Linked DNA regions of Homo sapiens: regions 2 and 3 are each linked to region 1. A link is a loop called in an ENCODE intact Hi-C map of the cell type or tissue named here. Cell type or tissue: heart right ventricle. All regions are shown on one strand. Links, peaks and the distances in the headings refer to the core of each region. The heading gives the core; the rest is flanking DNA.

Evidence for each region. Peaks named below come from ENCODE experiments on the same cell type or tissue, not always from the same donor. Only the 100,000 strongest peaks of a DNase experiment are listed, where the experiment ranks them.
Region 2: it touches region 1 in a loop (6-fold over the local background); 6 of 110 quality-filtered maps call a loop at or near these places.
Region 3: it touches region 1 in a loop (3-fold over the local background); 17 of 110 quality-filtered maps call a loop at or near these places.

The regions. Positions count from the first base shown.
Region 1 is chr2:46,487,858-46,493,452 of GRCh38, reverse strand. No RefSeq gene overlaps it. Among named protein-coding and RNA genes, the nearest start is that of TMEM247, 11 kb to the right of the region's middle. RefSeq lists enhancers at 2,500-2,549, 2,660-2,719, 2,349-2,881, 2,740-3,039, 2,882-3,414. In heart right ventricle, for the core only: a CTCF peak has its summit at 2,740; DNase peaks (open chromatin) are centred at 2,682 and 3,842; H3K27ac peaks cover 3,706 bases.
Region 2 is chr2:46,566,387-46,571,981 of GRCh38, reverse strand. The region is part of intron 2 of RHOQ (ras homolog family member Q); the gene reads right to left. RHOQ-AS1 (RHOQ antisense RNA 1) reads left to right here. Exons shown (of 2, transcript NR_104182.1): 2 at 2,412-3,726. Among named protein-coding and RNA genes, the nearest start is that of RHOQ-AS1, 11 kb to the left of the region's middle. RefSeq lists an enhancer at 1,222-1,321. In heart right ventricle, for the core only: no CTCF peak of the experiment used is centred there; no DNase peak of the experiment used is centred there; H3K4me3 peaks cover 829 bases; H3K27ac peaks cover 4,923 bases.
Region 3 is chr2:46,598,607-46,604,201 of GRCh38, reverse strand. The region is part of intron 4 of PIGF (phosphatidylinositol glycan anchor biosynthesis class F); the gene reads left to right. It overlaps LOC124906003 (a long non-coding RNA gene), which reads right to left. Exons shown (of 2, transcript XR_007086307.1): 2 at 1-3,608. Among named protein-coding and RNA genes, the nearest start is that of PIGF, 16 kb to the left of the region's middle. In heart right ventricle, for the core only: a CTCF peak has its summit at 2,653 (motif pointing right); no DNase peak of the experiment used is centred there.

The DNA of each region.
Region 1 (5,595 bases), core at 235-5,234:
TCTCCACATGGTGAAGATGGGAAGGAGGGAAAAAGGAGTAGAGGCTTCCTGCTTTACGGCTTCTTCCTTTCCAGTCAGCTATGCCTGGCCAGCTTCCCACTTTTATCTGGCCCACCTGGGCCCTCCTGGCATCTGAGCTTCTGACCCTGGCCCTAATTGATCTGTTTTTGTTTGTTTGTTTTTGTTTTTGAGATGGAGTCTTGCTCTGTCACCCAGGCTGGAGTGCAGTGGCACGATCTCGGCTCACTGCAACCTCCACCTACTGGGTTCAAACAATTCTCCTGCCTCAGCCTCCCGAGTAGCTGGGATTACAGGCGCATGCCACCATGCCAGGCCAATTTTTGTACTTTTAGTAGAGATGAGGTTTTGCCATGTTGGTCAGGCTGGTCTTGAACTCCTGATCTCAGGTGATCTGCCCGCCTTGGCCTCCCAAAGTACTGGGATTACAGGCATGAGCCACCATGCTCAGTTTCCTAACTGATCTGTTTTGAGAACAAGGATTCTCCCACAGTGCATAGAGTTTGCTTAAGGGCAGTCATCTGGAGTTCTTTTGAAGTTGGCCTGATACCTGAGAGCAGGTGAGCTTTCTACCAACTACTGTGCTTCCAGAGTCTTCCAATCATTGTTTTCTTGGAACCCACTCAGGCTAGCTCAAATATTATGGGCTTTATGTATGTGAGGCTATGGAGATTGCTCAGAAGTGAAAGTCAGCCTGAGTGAACTGTATAGGGTTTCTCTCTTACCCAACCACCTCCCTCTTCTTTCTTATACCTACTCCTGTCTCAGAGTGGACATACCAACCTGGTCTTCAGAAAAAGAGCCAGGCATAGCAGATTGAAGAGGGAAGACCCCAGGCTGCCAGTTACAGACTGACTCTCCCGTCTTAGGGGACCTAGGAGAGGACATGGGGTGGGATCCAGAGGGAGTTACCGAGGCCTTTGAGTATAGATCTGCTGCCACTCATGAAATGGCAGGTGTGTGGGTCAGGTGGGCCAGTGAGTGAGGCCTTACATCTGTCCCCTCTCAAAGACATTTTCCTCCTTAGCGCTTGGTGAGGGAAGTGTGGGAACACAGGAGGGCAAGGCTGCAGTGAGCCGAGATTGCGCCACTGCACTCCAGCACCGGTGACAGAGCGAGACCCTGTCTCAAAAAAACAGAACAAAACAAACAAAAAAGAAACACGGGAACAGTTAGAATAAAAGGGTAGATTCATAAGCAGAAAAACTCTGGAGCCACTACCCCAGCTACACATATCTAGAGAGATATACAGGGGGCCACACAATGCCATCTGAAATGGAGTAGCAGTTCTCTTCCCATGTTATCAAACCAGCTCGGAACCTTTGTTCACAAACCTAAATGAATGAGACGCAGCACGGTTCTTTGTTTTCTTCCAATCATCTTTCAGCTCCTTGCCACACTTGGTCTCTGGTACCTCCTGGCTGAGCAAGCTTGGGCAATTCCTGAACCTCTCGGAGTCTGATTTCTCATCAGCAAAGTGGGCGTCATGGGCTGAATTATCTCCCCTCAAAATTCAAGTGTTGAAGTCCTAACCCCCGAAACCTCAGAATGTGACCTCATCTGGAGATAGGGGCTTTAGACTACGTACTGGGTACAGTGTACACTGCTCGGGTGATGGGTGCACCAAAATCTCAGAGATCACCACTATAGAACTTATCCATGTAATCAAAAACCACCTGTACCCCAAAAACTATTGAAATCAAAAAAAGAAGTCATGGCGTTAAAATGAGGGCTTAATCCAATCTGACTGGTGTCCTTGGAAGAGGAAATTTGGACATTCAGAGAGACACCAGGGATGCACACAGAGAGGAAGACCACGTGGGGATGCAGTGAGAAGGCAGCAGCCATCTGCAAGCCGAGAGAGGCCTCAGAGGAAACCAAACCTGCCAACACCTTGATCTTGGACTTTCAACTTCCAGAACTGTGGACAAATGAGCATCTGTTGCTGAAGCCACCCAGTTTGTGGTATTTTGTTAGAGCAGCCTGGGCAGATTAATCTAGTGCGTACCAGTGCTCCTTCATGGAGGGCTATGGGATAAAATAGATGACATGAGAGTGTTGGACAGGGTACAATACATCCTAGGTATTCGGCAAGGGTGAGCTTCCTTTTCAAGAAGCCGTCACAGAATGCTTTAGCTCACAGAGCCTTTCTCAGATCGTCTCTTACACTCCTTCTGTTTATTTGATTGATCAATCATTGCTCCTTAATCACTGATTGAGCTCTGTGGTCTGGTTGTTGAACCCTGGCAATGGGTGGTCTGTGCAGCCACACTATTTGCTGCTCTTGCACTTCCAAGACCTGAAGCTAGAGCTGGTGCTCAGAGAAGAGCTGCCCCATGGTAGCAAGTGTCTGTCACTGGCTCTTTCTGGGGCAGAGGGAAGCTCCTGAAACCCTGCCCTCCCCACCTCCTCCACCAAGGGTCCCCCTGCTCAGCACTTTCTGCATGGCTTCCTGGTGGCTGTCTTCCAAGGCCTGCTTTCTGCCCCAGGACCTTACAAAGGCTGCTTTGATGAAAAGTTTGAGGCAAAGTGACTGTGTCATTTGATACAAGAGGCTCAAGGGGGTAAAAAGTGTAGCTTTCTTCTATTTTTGGATTTTCTAGCCCAGCGGAGAATGATCAGCTGAATGGGACTGGGGCGGAAGCCAGGAGCAGAGGGAGGAAATGCACCCAAGCTGGAGAGCCCCTGTGATTAGCAGCTGGAAGCCTAGAGCGTGACCTGCTTGTGAAGAGGCGCCTCTGCAGGCAGACTCTGCGCCCAGAGCTGGAAGGCATGCAGGGGCCACTTGCCCTGGGGCCACCAGACTCCTTCCTCCAATGGCCTGCTCCAACGGTCCCTGCCCCTGCAAAATGCACAGAGCCTGCTCCCTCCCTCCCTCCTGTTGATGGAGTACAGGCCAAGGATAGTCACTCTCTGGGTGAGATTTGAGAGGCACCACAAAAGCCCCTTAACCCTGGGGTCTCCGTCATCCACCGCCAGGGCAGTGGCACAGGGCCCTGCTCTCAGTGGGGGCTCTCCACATGGCTTAATGCTCTGCTGTCACCGTCGTGGAATTCATGATGGGACACTGCATTGTCCTCTTGCACTGGGCCCACAAATTCAGGAGCCGGACCTCCCCACCTCTCCCAGTTCTTGAAATTCAGGTTAGCAGTCACTTCCCTTCCCTGCTCTGGCTGATACCTCTCATCTGTGTAGCTTCTTATTCACCACCAGCCTCCACCTTGTTATCTCACTAATTGTCACTATAACCCTGTGAGGGACTGACATCTCTCTGACTCGTGGCCCTTTGTAGGATTTGCCCCACGAGCTCAGGCCTTTTGATGCCACCCCTTTGCTCTCTTTGAGGAACAAAAATGCCTACCTCCTGAAGCTATCTGTAATCCCCTCCTACTTAAGTGTAAGAAATTTGCAAGTCCGAAACCCATCCTCCACTTCACTCTTAAGAGCCTAAAAAGCCCTCTGAGGGCGCTTAATAAATACTAACTAATGAACCTGCAGCTGCTGCTCCTTTGGCTAATTAAATCTAAGTAAATCACAGACTTTGAATTATGCAACAAGGCTTGGCCAAAACAGCTTAAAAATGTGGGAGCCCTAGCTTTTCTGCTGTGCCCTGTGGAAAAATCCCATCTTTTAATCATGCTTAACCTTCCTGAAGAACAGCAGCAACCTTTAAATAATGAATGAACGTATATTAGCAAGATTTCCCCAAAGCTACACGTGGGAGTCAGATCAAAAAAGGGACAGAAGCAGACACAGGCCTGAGGGCATTCTGGAACTTTCTGCTCAGCCCTGGCCTGCAGGGTGAAATCATTTGGTTCCCCAGAAGCCCAGAGCATGAACTGGTGAAAGGGAGGAGGGGCAGATATGCTGCCACAGGCTCAGCTTCCTGATGTGGCACAGTAAGCTCCTGCCACCCCTAGCCTGCGGCAGAGGTTAATGGAAACCCCATAGCACTTCTGAAGGGCTGTGCACTCGGTTGTTCTCCCTCTCATTCCCCCTAGAAGACCCTCCTGGCCAAGAGCATTGTCTTCATAAAGAGAACAGATTTTGTTTTTTTTTTTTTTTTCTGGTAGGGTCTTGCTCTGTCCCCCAGGCTGGAGTGCAGTGGCACGATCACAGCTCACTGCAGCCTCAACCTCCCAGGCTCAAGTGATCCTCCCTTGTTAGCCTTCCCAGTAGCTGGGACAGCAGGTGCATGCCACCGTACCTGGCTTTTTTTTTTTTGGAGATATGGGATCTCCCTATGTTGCCTTGCCTAGTCTTGAGCTCTTGGGCTCCTGCCTCGGCCTCCCAAATGGCCGAGATTACAGACGTGAGCCACCGCGCTAGCCCAGGACAGACCAGGACAGATTGCATTGAGTCTCATCACCTATAACAGGCTTCCCAGACTTTAAGATGCATATGAATTGCTGGGGGCTGGTGGGTACTGTCAAACCACATCTGCTTCAGTGGGTCTGGGGCAGGGTCTGGGATGCTGCATTTCTAAGACGCCGATGCTGCTGATCCACAGATCACACATTGAAGAGCAAGGATTTAGGTCTTTCAACCCTGATTGCTTATTAGAATCAACTGGGGCACTTGTAAGGCTAACAAATCATCTCTGGATGTCATCTCAGATCAATTAAATCAGAATTTCTCGAACAATCTCTAGACTTTGGTCCTTCTTTTTTCTGAGTTAGAGTCTAGATAATTTAGAGGTCGCCCAAATGAAGCCTAGAAAACTTAACTGACTTGCTTACTTACAAGTCATCTGCTAACTTGGGACTAGAAATAGACATGGCAGGAAAGTGGCCTTTGGAATCAAGGCTTAACCCTCCTGCCCCCGAGTCTCTCCAACTGTAGTCCTGTCCTTGGGCTCAGGAGGGCAGCCTACAATATTCCATTTAGGGAACAGGAGAGATTTTCCCATCTTTCTCTCCCTAAGCCTGCCTGAAACTTTACTATTAGTGCTTCATTATTTGGGCTGAAGCTTAGTGGTCCTTTGCAATGAGTGCAATCTCTTATACATAGACTTTAGCAGCTTGGTGTCCATAGGATGATCACAGTCCCCTGACTGTCTCTGGGCTCTGCTCTGTGGGATCTGGGATCAGGAAGGGAAGGGGCTCTGGAGTCCAACTTGCCTCCCCTTGCAGCTCTGCTGAGGGCACCCAGCACAGAGAGGAGTGCCCTTCCCAGTCTGCTGCCCTGATTGTGTCAGGTCATGGGCTTCAGGCAGAGGTCAGGAGGATGAAGGCAGAGTGGCTCCAGGCGTGTGGCCAGGGAAAACCATGACCTCCCTGCTGTGGTATGCAGTACTCTTCCTTAAAGCAGAGTGCAGCAGTGGCCCGGCCCAGATTGGCTACGGCTGTGCTCCATCTGATGGTTTCAACCCCATCAAGGCTTTCTGGCTCAGCAGCTCAGGAAGGGAGTGGGAGCTGGGCCTAAGGAATTAGGGATGATACACCAGTTATTTGCTTAATTCAGTATCTCCCCCCTCCACTCATACTATCAGAATTCTAATTCTGTTTGAGGCTGCAACAGTGTCCACGCAAAAACCTTACCACCTCAGACACCCTACAGATAGGTGCAGCCACATGA
Region 2 (5,595 bases), core at 265-5,264, 78 kb before region 1:
CTGTGTGCAGCTCAGCCAGCAGTGCCCATGAGCCTTACTTCTGCACTATTCTTTGTCCCCTTCATGTGGACCTGGGTGTTCCCTCCTACCTTAGTGATCTCTGTTTAAAATATATGTTTTTGGGATGTGTATGTCTATTTTAAAATACATATCCAAAACATTTCTTAAATAAAAACACTCACATTGGACGATTTACCTTGTGCCATGCTTTGTTAGCTGGTATGCTATCATGTATTATTTAAAAGCAATCAGCAAAGATTTATTGAGACTATAGCCCTCTGGAGCTTGCAGTTTAGTTGGGAATTCAAGATATAAACATATAAAAAGACAGTCATATACAACAATAGGAGGGAATAAAAGTGTAAGCTGGAGCAAGTGAATATAGAAATGCTTAACAAACATTACTAAGCACCTACTATGTGCCCAGAACAGTGCTAACTGCAATAAATAAAGGAGGGAAGGATGAGATTCAAATAACATCTATTTGTAAAACACCTTATAAACATTTACAAAGCTCTCTCATTAAGTATCTATATGTTAAAAATAAGGCAATGCACTTGAATGTGCAGCAGTGCCCACAATGTGCCTGGACACCACTCCAGCGCCTTGCAGACCTCCAAGCCACAGCCTAGAAGAGGAAACTGCAGGCTGGTGTGGGAACGTGCATCAGGTTAGCACCCAAGAAGAACAATTCTGATAGGTGAGGAGATACACACAAATGCATAACAGCTTTCGATCTTAGGAAGTTCATGGTAAGGTAGATAAGATGTATGTGAACATGATATTACAAGTTAGAATGTGGTAAATATAAAAAGTAGTAATGAGGGGACACTAAGAAAAGACCTCTTGGAAGAGGCACTTGAGTTGGTCCTTACAGAATGGAGAGAACTTGAACGTATCCAACATGCTAGGAATGCGACTTTAGTCCAGTCCCTTATTCCTTAGGGCCTTAGTTTCTCTGTCTGAAAAACGGGAGACTTATCAGTGACAAATGCTTTGAAGACCATAAAGTACTATAGGAATGTATTACAATCCCAAATAATGCAGGATAGTACTTTGATGTAAGAAATAGTCATTTATCAAAACCTACTAGAGTTTTCCTCTGTAACAACCTAGAATGAGAAACAACCTAGAACAAGGGGTAACAGATAAGCCCCAGCCTTCCCAAATCTAAAGCAGCTTCTGACTACGTGAAGAGAGACATAAAACATATGACAACTAAGTAAGAATATCCCTGAAAAGTGGTGGCTTTGTGGTCTGTGCAGTAGCAATTCTCTGTGTCACTTCCAAGGCACACAGTAGTAATCTTCATCTACAACATCTGTTTCTAGCGAGAAGTCCAAAACAGGCATCGAGCTCTTGAAACCCTCCACCCTTCAAAGGGTGCTACACAGAAGTCCAGAGGACACATGTCATGAAGCCAGCTTCTGAGAATGCAACTGTTTTCTCCTACATCTAACTTATATATCACAACATGTCTATGGTAATGCTTGGTCAGAGTAGCCTATGAAACCTCATTTCTTTTTTTTTTTTTATTTTTTGAGATGAAGTCTCACTCTTATAGCCCAGACTAGAGTGCAATAGCACAATCTCGGCTCACTGCCACCTCTGCCTCCCGGATTCAAGCAATTCTCATGCCTCTGCCTCCTGAGTAGCTGGGATTACAGGTGCCTGCCACCATGGCTGGCTAATTTTTTGTATTTTTAGTAGAAACGGGTGTTCACCGTGTTAGCCAGGAGGGTCTCAATCTCTTGACCCTGTGATCCGCCTCCCTTGGCCTCCCAAAGTGCTGGGATTACAGGCATGAGCCACCACGCCTGGCCTGAAACCTCATTTCTATTGTGCAGTCATTTTGACACTTTTGAGTTCATTTTATATTTAACTTTGTGAAATGAAAATATCAGTTTTTACCTCTTTAAAAATAACTCTGTTTTTCAAGGAAGCTGGGTTGGGTCCTTTTTGAAAACACTTTGGTAAGTTTGGTTCAAAACTCACCAGTGATGAGTTTACTGAATTTGCCTACCACTTCCTACTACCTCCCAGCACTCTTGGACTAAAGAAAATTTTGGGGAAGAGAAAGGTTTTTTTAGGTGCTATAAATTCTTAAGAGGTCACTGTTTTTCAAAAACTTTGCAAACATCTGGTGTTTTCTTTTCTTTTTTAATTTTCAGTTCAGTTGTGAAATGGTATTTATATGTCACTGGCCTGATTAGCGCTTAGTAAAAGAATTCTTGAAATTAAAGGTTTAGCTTCTTACTTTTAGCTACTGTCATCTTCATATGTTTTGATTTATAATAAGTCAGCCTCCTAATTAATATACCAATTATTTAGGAGCTAGAGAACTAGATCTTGGGCTTCTTTTCCATTGTGCTTTCCTTTTGGCCACCTGACTGATTGTAACTCCTGTTTAGGTTGGCTGGAGGAAACGGAGAGAAAATTTACATCTGGTGGAGCATAAAGAAACCAGCTAGAGGACTGGCCTTGTCATTATCTAACTGTGTTGTGACGAACTGGCACTTCCTCATCTCTAAAAGCAGGGCCCTGAACTAGAAGACCGCCACGTCACATGATGAAAAACACTCAAACTAACACTTCTTACCCTTGTGAGCAGCCCTACTAGCAGATTTAATGTGGGAGGAGGTTCACACTACGGGATAAAAATCAAGTTTTAGGATTCCATTTTATCTAAGCTGACCACCACAAGGCAGAGGATCAAGACTTAGCTAAATACAGCCCTCAGGCAAGCTTCACTTCCCCATCTGTGAAGGGAGAATAAATACACATGTTAAGATAAATGAGAGAGCTGGTCAAGTGTTTCGAGCTCTTTGGCAGACAAGCCTGACTTTCCAAAAAAAGACAAACCACAACTTCGGAGCCAGTGCTATTTCTTCTGTGCATGGTGAGGTGACTTCCCCAGTTGTAAAGGATTTAGAGCTGAAATTCCATATTGTCTGGAGCTATAATTACAAGTCTCTTGCACTAAAACAGAGGTCAGCTGGCCTAAAGCATGCTGAAAGAAGGTAAATGTCTGGTCACATTTCCATGTGGTATACTCCTTTCCTAACTTTTTGGCACAAATTTCATGTTGATAGAACATTCATTCACTCCACAAATATCTGGCAAGTAGGTGCTGAGTGCTGTGTATAGACGAGTGAACACAACACAGACCCTGCCCTCATTCTGTGTAGAGGACAGCAGAGGAGTAGGCACAGGGCTCTCAGCTAGGGCAGTACCACCCTATGTCTGGGGGGCATTTCGGACATTTGGGAGGTGCTGTCAATTGCCAAAATGAATGGGGAAACTCTGCTAGCATTTAAGGGTGGGAGCCGTGGTGCCACAATGACCTGTATGAGGAAAACCAGCTCCAGGCCCGCATGACTAGTGAGTGTACTGCTAGACATTCATAAACATGAAAAACTCTTTTGTGGGAAAACAGCCTGTTGCATAGCAAGAGTGATCCATCTTGAAGTAAAACTGCCATGATGACCAATGTTTGACGCCTACAATTCAAGGTGGTCCAGTAGCACAGATAAGCCCTCACAACCTCCCCGTGGTCATGAGTTTCTAAAGGAAGTCAGGGATGATGAGCTTCCTGTGTCTTTACCCTAAAAGCTTGCTATATAAAGGATACTTTCTGGAGGTTGGTTGTGAGAATCCACCATCTCTTGGCCTACCTAGACATCGTTTCTGTTTCTAAGTCTCTATTAAATATTTCTTTCTGAGAAACTGGATTTGTCAGTCTCTTTCTTCAGCCTCTCAGCTCCCTTGGCCTTTGAAGGTAGGTTTGCATAGACCTGCTCACCATGGAACACCTTTTATAATCGCATGAATCTAGGACCTGATCCTGCTGCATATATAAAAAAATAAAGTTTTTTGGCATAACTTTAGTGCATATTTTAAACTTTTTCTTTTTTGAGCAGGGTTTTACTCCGTCACCCAGGCTGGAGTGCAGTAGCATGATCACAGATTGCTACAGCCTTGACCTCCTGGGCTCTAGCCTCCACCTCAGCCTCCCGAGTAGTTGATACTACGGGCATATGCCACCATGCCCAGCTAGTCAGAAATTTTTTTATTTTATTTTTTTTTTGTAGAGACAGGGGTCTTGCTCTGTTGCCTGGGCTAGTATCGAACTCCTGGGCTCAAGCAATTATCCTGCCTCAGCCCCCTAAAATGTTGGGATTATAGGCATGAGCCACGGCCCTCAGACTTTAATGAATTTTCTAGGAAGGTAATTTCAGTCCACATTGAAGGAGAAAGATTGAACTTTATTTTGTTTGAAACATCACAGGAGGCTGGGTGCAGTGGCTTATGCCTGTAATCACAGCACTCTGCGAGGCTGAGACAGGTGGATTGCTTGAGTCCAGGAGTTCAAGACCAGTGTGGGCAACATGGCAAAACACGATCTCTACAAAAATAAAAAATGAGCCAGGTGTGATGGTGTGTGCCTATAGTCCCAGCTACTTGGCAGGCTGAGGTGGGAAGATCACTTGAGCCTGGGAGATTGAGGCTGCAGTGAGCTGAGATCATGCCACTGCACTCCAGCCTGGGTGACAGAACGACACCCTGTCTCAAAGAAAAAAAAAAAAGAAGAAAAAGAAAAAACAAACATCACAGGATTTACTTACCATCACAGAAAACCACATGCCACTGGCTACATTGCTGTTAGTATCTGAGTCACTAATAAAAAATAACTATGTTAGCCAATATTTGTAACTGTTGCATTCGTGGTCATTTTACCTAATAGGTGCAGGCCTGATTACTTCATTATGATTTCTGGAGTAGTCAGCCTTGGGAGTTTAGGAATTTAACACTGAAATAAATAGTTTTATGATGAATTACTTTCCTTTTTATTTCTCCTTTATATCACTGCCAGGATGTTATACTGATTTAAAATTACATGTATAGGGAGGTTATATTATCTATAGATTTCATTTGAGGATAAGTAAAAAGGAAGTATTTGTTATAAAAATGGGAGATGGGTCTGATAAAATTGAGGTATCAAATCAGGCATTGAACAAATTGGGACAAAAATGACTATAAATGCAAATTGGGACAGGTGCTATGAAGGAAAAGAGCCAGGTTCTGGGAGAGAGAATAACCAGGAAGATGAGTTTCAGTCTGCGCAGGCAAGAAAGACCTCTCTGCAGGGGTGATGTTCAACCTGAGACCTGAGGGACCGCTTAAGGAGACAGACAACAAGACAATGTATGCAAACGTCCCAAGGCAGAAAAGCCCTGACATACTGAAGACCACAGGGAAAGGCCAGGTGACAGGTGGGGCTGGAGAGGGAGTCAGCTTGGACCCCTCTGCAGGGCCCACCTGCAATGGAAAGTCATTAAAAGGTGAGCCCCCGACCCCCGCAAAAAAGTCACAAAATTTGAAAACGATAATCCAGGCTACTTTGAGAAGAATGAATTAGGCAGTCAGGCTTATAAGGGGAGAGGTTATTATAGTAATTCAGCTGAGAGAAGATGGAAGCTTAGACTAAGGGACAGCAGTTGACAGCTAGAGAAATGGTGGATTCTAGATATATTCTGGATATATCTAGATGATATGGCATCTTTTAGAGGGATGAAGAAAACTGAGGGTAGGGTA
Region 3 (5,595 bases), core at 297-5,296, 110 kb before region 1:
TTTGGATAAAAGCCATTTTAACTGGGGTGAGATGATAATCTCATTGTAGTATTGATTTGCATTTCTCTGACGACCAGTGATATTGAGCACCTTTTCATATACCTGTTTACCACTTGTATGTCTTTTTTTGAGAAATGTCTATTCAGATCTTTTGCCCATTTGTAAATTGGATTATTAGGGGTTTTTTTTCCCTGTAGAGTTGTTTGAGCTCTCTATATAGTCTGGTTATTAACCCTTTGTTAGATAGATAGATTGGAAATATTTTCTTCCATTCTGTGGGTTGTCTCTTCACTTTCTTGATTGTTTCTTTTGCTGTACAGAAGCTTTTTAACTTGATGTGATTCCATTTGTCCATTTATGCTTTGGTTGCCTGTGCTTGTGGGGTATTATTCAAGAAATCTTAGCCCAATCCAGTGTCCTGGAAAGTTTCCCCAATGTTTCCTTTTAGTAGTTTCATAGTTTGTGGTCTTAAATTTAAGTCTTTAATCCATCTTGGTTTGATTTTTGTATATGGCGAGAGTTAGGGGTCTAGTTTCATTCTTCTGCGTATGGATATCCAGTTTTCCTGCCACCACTTATGGAAGAGACTGCTCTTTCCCCGGTGTATGTTCTTGGCATCTTTGATGAAATGAGCTCACTGTAGATGTATGGATTTACTTCTGGGTTCTCTATTTGTTCTATTGGTCTATGTGCCTGTTTTTATGCCAGTACCTTGCTGTTTTGGTTACAGTAGCTCTGTAGTATAATTTGAGTCAAGTAATGTGATTCTTCCAGTTCTGTTCTTTTTGCTCAGGATAGCTTTGGCTATTCTGGGTCTTTGTGGTTCCATATAAATTTTAGGATTGTTTCTTCTATTTATGTGAAGAATAGTGTTGGTATTTTGATAGGGATTGCATTGAATCTGTGGATTGCTTTGGGTAGTATGGACATTTTAACAATATTGATTCTTCCAGTTCACAAACATGAAATATCTTTCCATTTTTTGTGTCCTCTTCAATTTCTTTCATCAGTGTTTTATAGTTTTCATTGTAGATATATTTCACTTCTTTGGTGAAGTTAATTCATAGATATTTAATTTTATTTGTAGCTGTTATAAATGGGATTACTTTTTTATTTCTTTTTCAGATTATTTGCTGTTGGCATATAGAAATGCTACTGATTTTTGTATGTTGATTTTGTATCCTGCAACTTTATTCAATTTGTTTATCAGTTCTAATAGTTTTTGGTAGTCTTTAGGTTTTTCCAAATACACGATTATATCATCTGCAAACAAGGATAATTTGACTTCTTTCTTTCCAATTTGGATGCCCTTTATTTTTTTCTCTCATCTGATTGCTCTAGCTAGGACTTCCTGAGTCACAACTTTAATTTCAAAGAATTCTATTATTATTCAAGGAGATTGTACAAAATACATGAATAGTACATGCTTTTTCCTACTCAATAATAATTTAGAACAGAAATTAAAATTTCAATTTGAAGTTCTTATGCTGTAGTTCTAATTAATAAAAAGTATTTAAAATACCTTGAAGTGTCAACTGAAGATTTTAGAGCTTTAAATATTTTTATCATTCATCCTGTATTTTAATATGTAAAACACAGTAGAGTTTTGTGTGTATTTTTTTTAACTTAAAGACAGCCCTTTTAGTATTATTAAAATGTGAATAATTCAGATGTTCAGTGTGAACAGGCTAATTTTGAATTGGCATGATATCTCAATTAGTGTTGAATCAATATAAATGTTGTATAATATTTTTAAGTGAAATAAGTTTATATACTAGTTTTTAATGTATTTATTTGCATGTTTGTAGAAAACTTATGTTGAACACATGATAGTCATGTGACGACAGAGAACAACAAAGCTTTGAGCTTGTGAACTGTATAGGAACTACATCCTACAAGTTAAGGATCAATTCTGATACTATTGGGATTTTATACATAACTAAAAGACACTATTTTAACAGGATTTCTCCTTACAGTAAATGTTAAGTTACTCCAGGAAAACAAAACAAAAGAATACTATTATAAAGAAACTTGGAAGTAGACAAGGTCATTTGGTTTCTTAAAATATTCTGCCAGCTTCTTATTGGTATACTTATTAAATAATATACTCAGTTTGTACTAATTTAATTCAGTTATTGCATTGGCATTAAAATTATTTTTTTTTTCATTTGCAGACTTTCTTATAAAGGAAAGTAATAATCTGACTACTATACACCCATATAGTTCATTGAAACTTGTTTTTTGACATATCAGTTCTTTTATGCTGTTATTTGAATGTTTAAGTTAGAAGTTGATCACTTTTGGTGAACTAAATAGATTCCTGAATAGTACTAAACAAAAATCTTGCCAAGAGTAGTGATCTAGCCGAGGTGAAAACATTCAATAAGACCTATTTGTGTAGACAAAGATAATAGGCCTCTTTTTGTCATCTTTGTATTGAAATAGATTTTATATTGAAGCAACCACTGTGGACACTAAGAGTGAAAATATAGTGAGTGACCAAAGATTTACTCATATAAAAAGTAGATAATTTAGTATAAATGTGGGCAAAAAATTTAGTGGCAAAGAGGCATTTGTTTTAATATTCAGTGGGGAAGGAAAACATTTATATTAGAATTTTGTAAAATACCTTTAGCCACTAGGAGGAGTTGTACAGTGTCTCTTTTTTAGATGAAGAGACTAGCAGTTCAAAAAATTAAATCTATTTAAACAAACACTATTTTGATGACAGTGTATTTAAACCATGAGTGTTTACTATGAACTACCCTCAGGTGTCTGATACAGTGTCTGGCACGTAGTAGGCACTCAAAATGGCCTGTTTACTTCAATTAATATTTGATGTAATGAATTCCAGTGGAGTCAAATAATTTGGACAAATAGTTGGAGCACAGTGTCATGAAGGCTGGCCTGTAACATTGCTGTAGTCACTTTTTAAGTTTGTTCACAGGGGAGCCATTTATTTATTCTGAGCCCTATTGACTGTGCATATATTCCTTAACTTTGAAAAAATTAGCCAATAACCGTAGAATTCAAATAGCTTTATTATGGAAACTTACAAAATGAGAGTACATCAATGTCAGTGATGCTAGAAATTAGTTAATAGAAAGGAATTTACCTATTTTATTCTTTTTATCTTATTTATTACAAAATAATGTATATAAATGTTTGTAGTAAAAATTCAAACAGAAAAATATAGAAAGTTAAAGATCCTAGTAATGCTATCATGGAAGCAATGAACAACTAGCAGATTTTATATGTTCTTCGAATTTTGTATTAATTATATATATATAATTTTAAAACAAAATAGTTAAACTAGTCATGGCTTTATAACTTTTTTCCCACTAATGTGTTATGAACATCGTTATCTGTGTGTGTGTATAATCTACCTCTTCTTACATAGTATTCTTAGCTACTGTATCTCTATAAGTAACATAAAACTTCAGCTTATATTGGTTTGAATAATAAGGAAACTGATTATGTCACATAACGGAAATTGGATGGTTCTAGACACAGATAGTCATGGTATGGTTGTGCTTCTTACTGATTCTCCTTGTTATTATCCTCAGGCTGGTAGTGGGATGGCAGCAGTTTCTCTTCCTTGAGTTTTCCTAATCATTGAGAAACAGAATGGGATCATCAATAGTTAATTAATTAGTCTCATCATCAGGGTTGAGATGAATGTTGAGCAATTAATCATCATTACAAGTATTCCATGTACCATGATTTATTTAACTAATTTCCTATTAAGGTTTAATATCAAATTTTCATGATAATAAATAATGTTGTTAGGTATATCTTTGTTCCATATAATTTTGTATACTTGTGCAAAGGTTTTTGTAGACTAGATTACTTGAGTAACATTCCTAGATCAAAGGAAGTTAACAGACACTGTCAAACTAAAGTTATAATTTGAAGAATATGTATATACCCCCATACATATTCCTACCAATAGAGTGTAGGTTTCCCTGACTCCCCATCAGGCCTCTTTACCTCTTATCAATCTACCAGGGCTGCTACCTACAGGGATCTGCTAAGGGGGCAGACTGTGCACTATAGTAGCTTCATCTGATTTCTAAGAGGAGGCGTAAGCCTTGGCCATGAATTTTTAAGTCTCAATTATAGAACCACCATTTATTAAATTTCAGTGGAATATTACTAACTGAATCACAGAGATAGCATTTATCTTACCCAGCCTCCCTACCTCCATTCTCTTTCCTGCCTCATGTTACAGAAAACTTATTAGAAAATAACATCCAGTCCTCAAAAGGCAGCTTCAAGACAGGGAAAATTGGGGCTAGTTAAGATAGGATGTGTGCCCATGTGAAGTGTGAGCAAGAGAAAAGAAACGGCATGACAACCCTAAAAATGCACTATAGAAGAAGGAAAAGGGGTGTGCAGAAGATGAAGAATCTGGCCTGAAAGAAAGTGCTACCCTAGAAGCAAAAATAAACAAAAAAACCTCCACACAGTTTACCATGAAAAATAGTACTAAGGATATGAATTGAATAAATTAAGAGCAAAGATGAGATCATGAAACAAAATGACGTGGAGAAGAAGATTGCAGAATTAGTGAAATAAATTGAGAATGCAAAGGTCACTATTACAGGACATAAATTAAAAATATCAAGAAACAGACAAATTAGAAAGTCAGGTTTTAGCATGGAAGAAAGGTTTGAGCTAATCAAAATGAATGCGGGGTAGGGAGGGGGTTGGGAAGAATAAAGCATTTAGAGAAGATGTGATAAATATAGAGGAGAAATGAAAGGGATGCAAACAAGACTAGTTAGTGCCTCTAAAATACCCAACAAAAAATGATTCAAAGATGTGATAGAAGACAGTTTTCACAAATGAAGGGATTCTCCAGTTTGTACATCAAAGGGACTCACTATATCAAGAAAATAATTGAATGAATTGGAGTTGTAGAACAATGTAAATAAAAACTAATACAAGCAATGGAAGTTGAACAGTGCAGGGAGGAGAAGTGAAGAAAATATAATTGTACCCTTCATATCCCAGCTATTCTAGCTGTCCCCAGATACTGAGCCTGTTGGGTACAATCTCTTTGGGGAATAAGTTTTAAACGAAATCCTACATCTCAAACCATGAGTTCCCACCTTACACCTAGCCCCTTTCCCCTGGTTGGCCCAAAGTACTGGGAGCCAGGCTTATACCATCTAGGCAGAATATTGAAATATTTCTTTCGAGGGAAAATGGTACTGACATTTTGGGATTCTCTAAAGGAAAGTCAGGTTCCTACCCCGTCCCTAGTTCTGTGCATCCCCGTGCTTGAATTATAAGCATCCAGTCAGCTGTTTTAATGTTTCATTTTGTTGTTGCTGTTGTTTAAAAATAGTGTTATTGAGATATAACTGTATACCATAGAATTCACTCAAAGTGTATAATTCAGTGGTTTTTAGTATAGGCACAGTTGTACAGCCATTGCCACAATCTAATTTTGGGACATTTCACCACATCAAAAAGAAGCTATAACTATTAGCAGTCATACCCTATTCCCACTCTTCTCTCCATGGCCCAGGCAACCACTACAGGAGTGTCCAATCTTTGGGCTTCTCTGGGCCGCATTGGAAGGAAAGA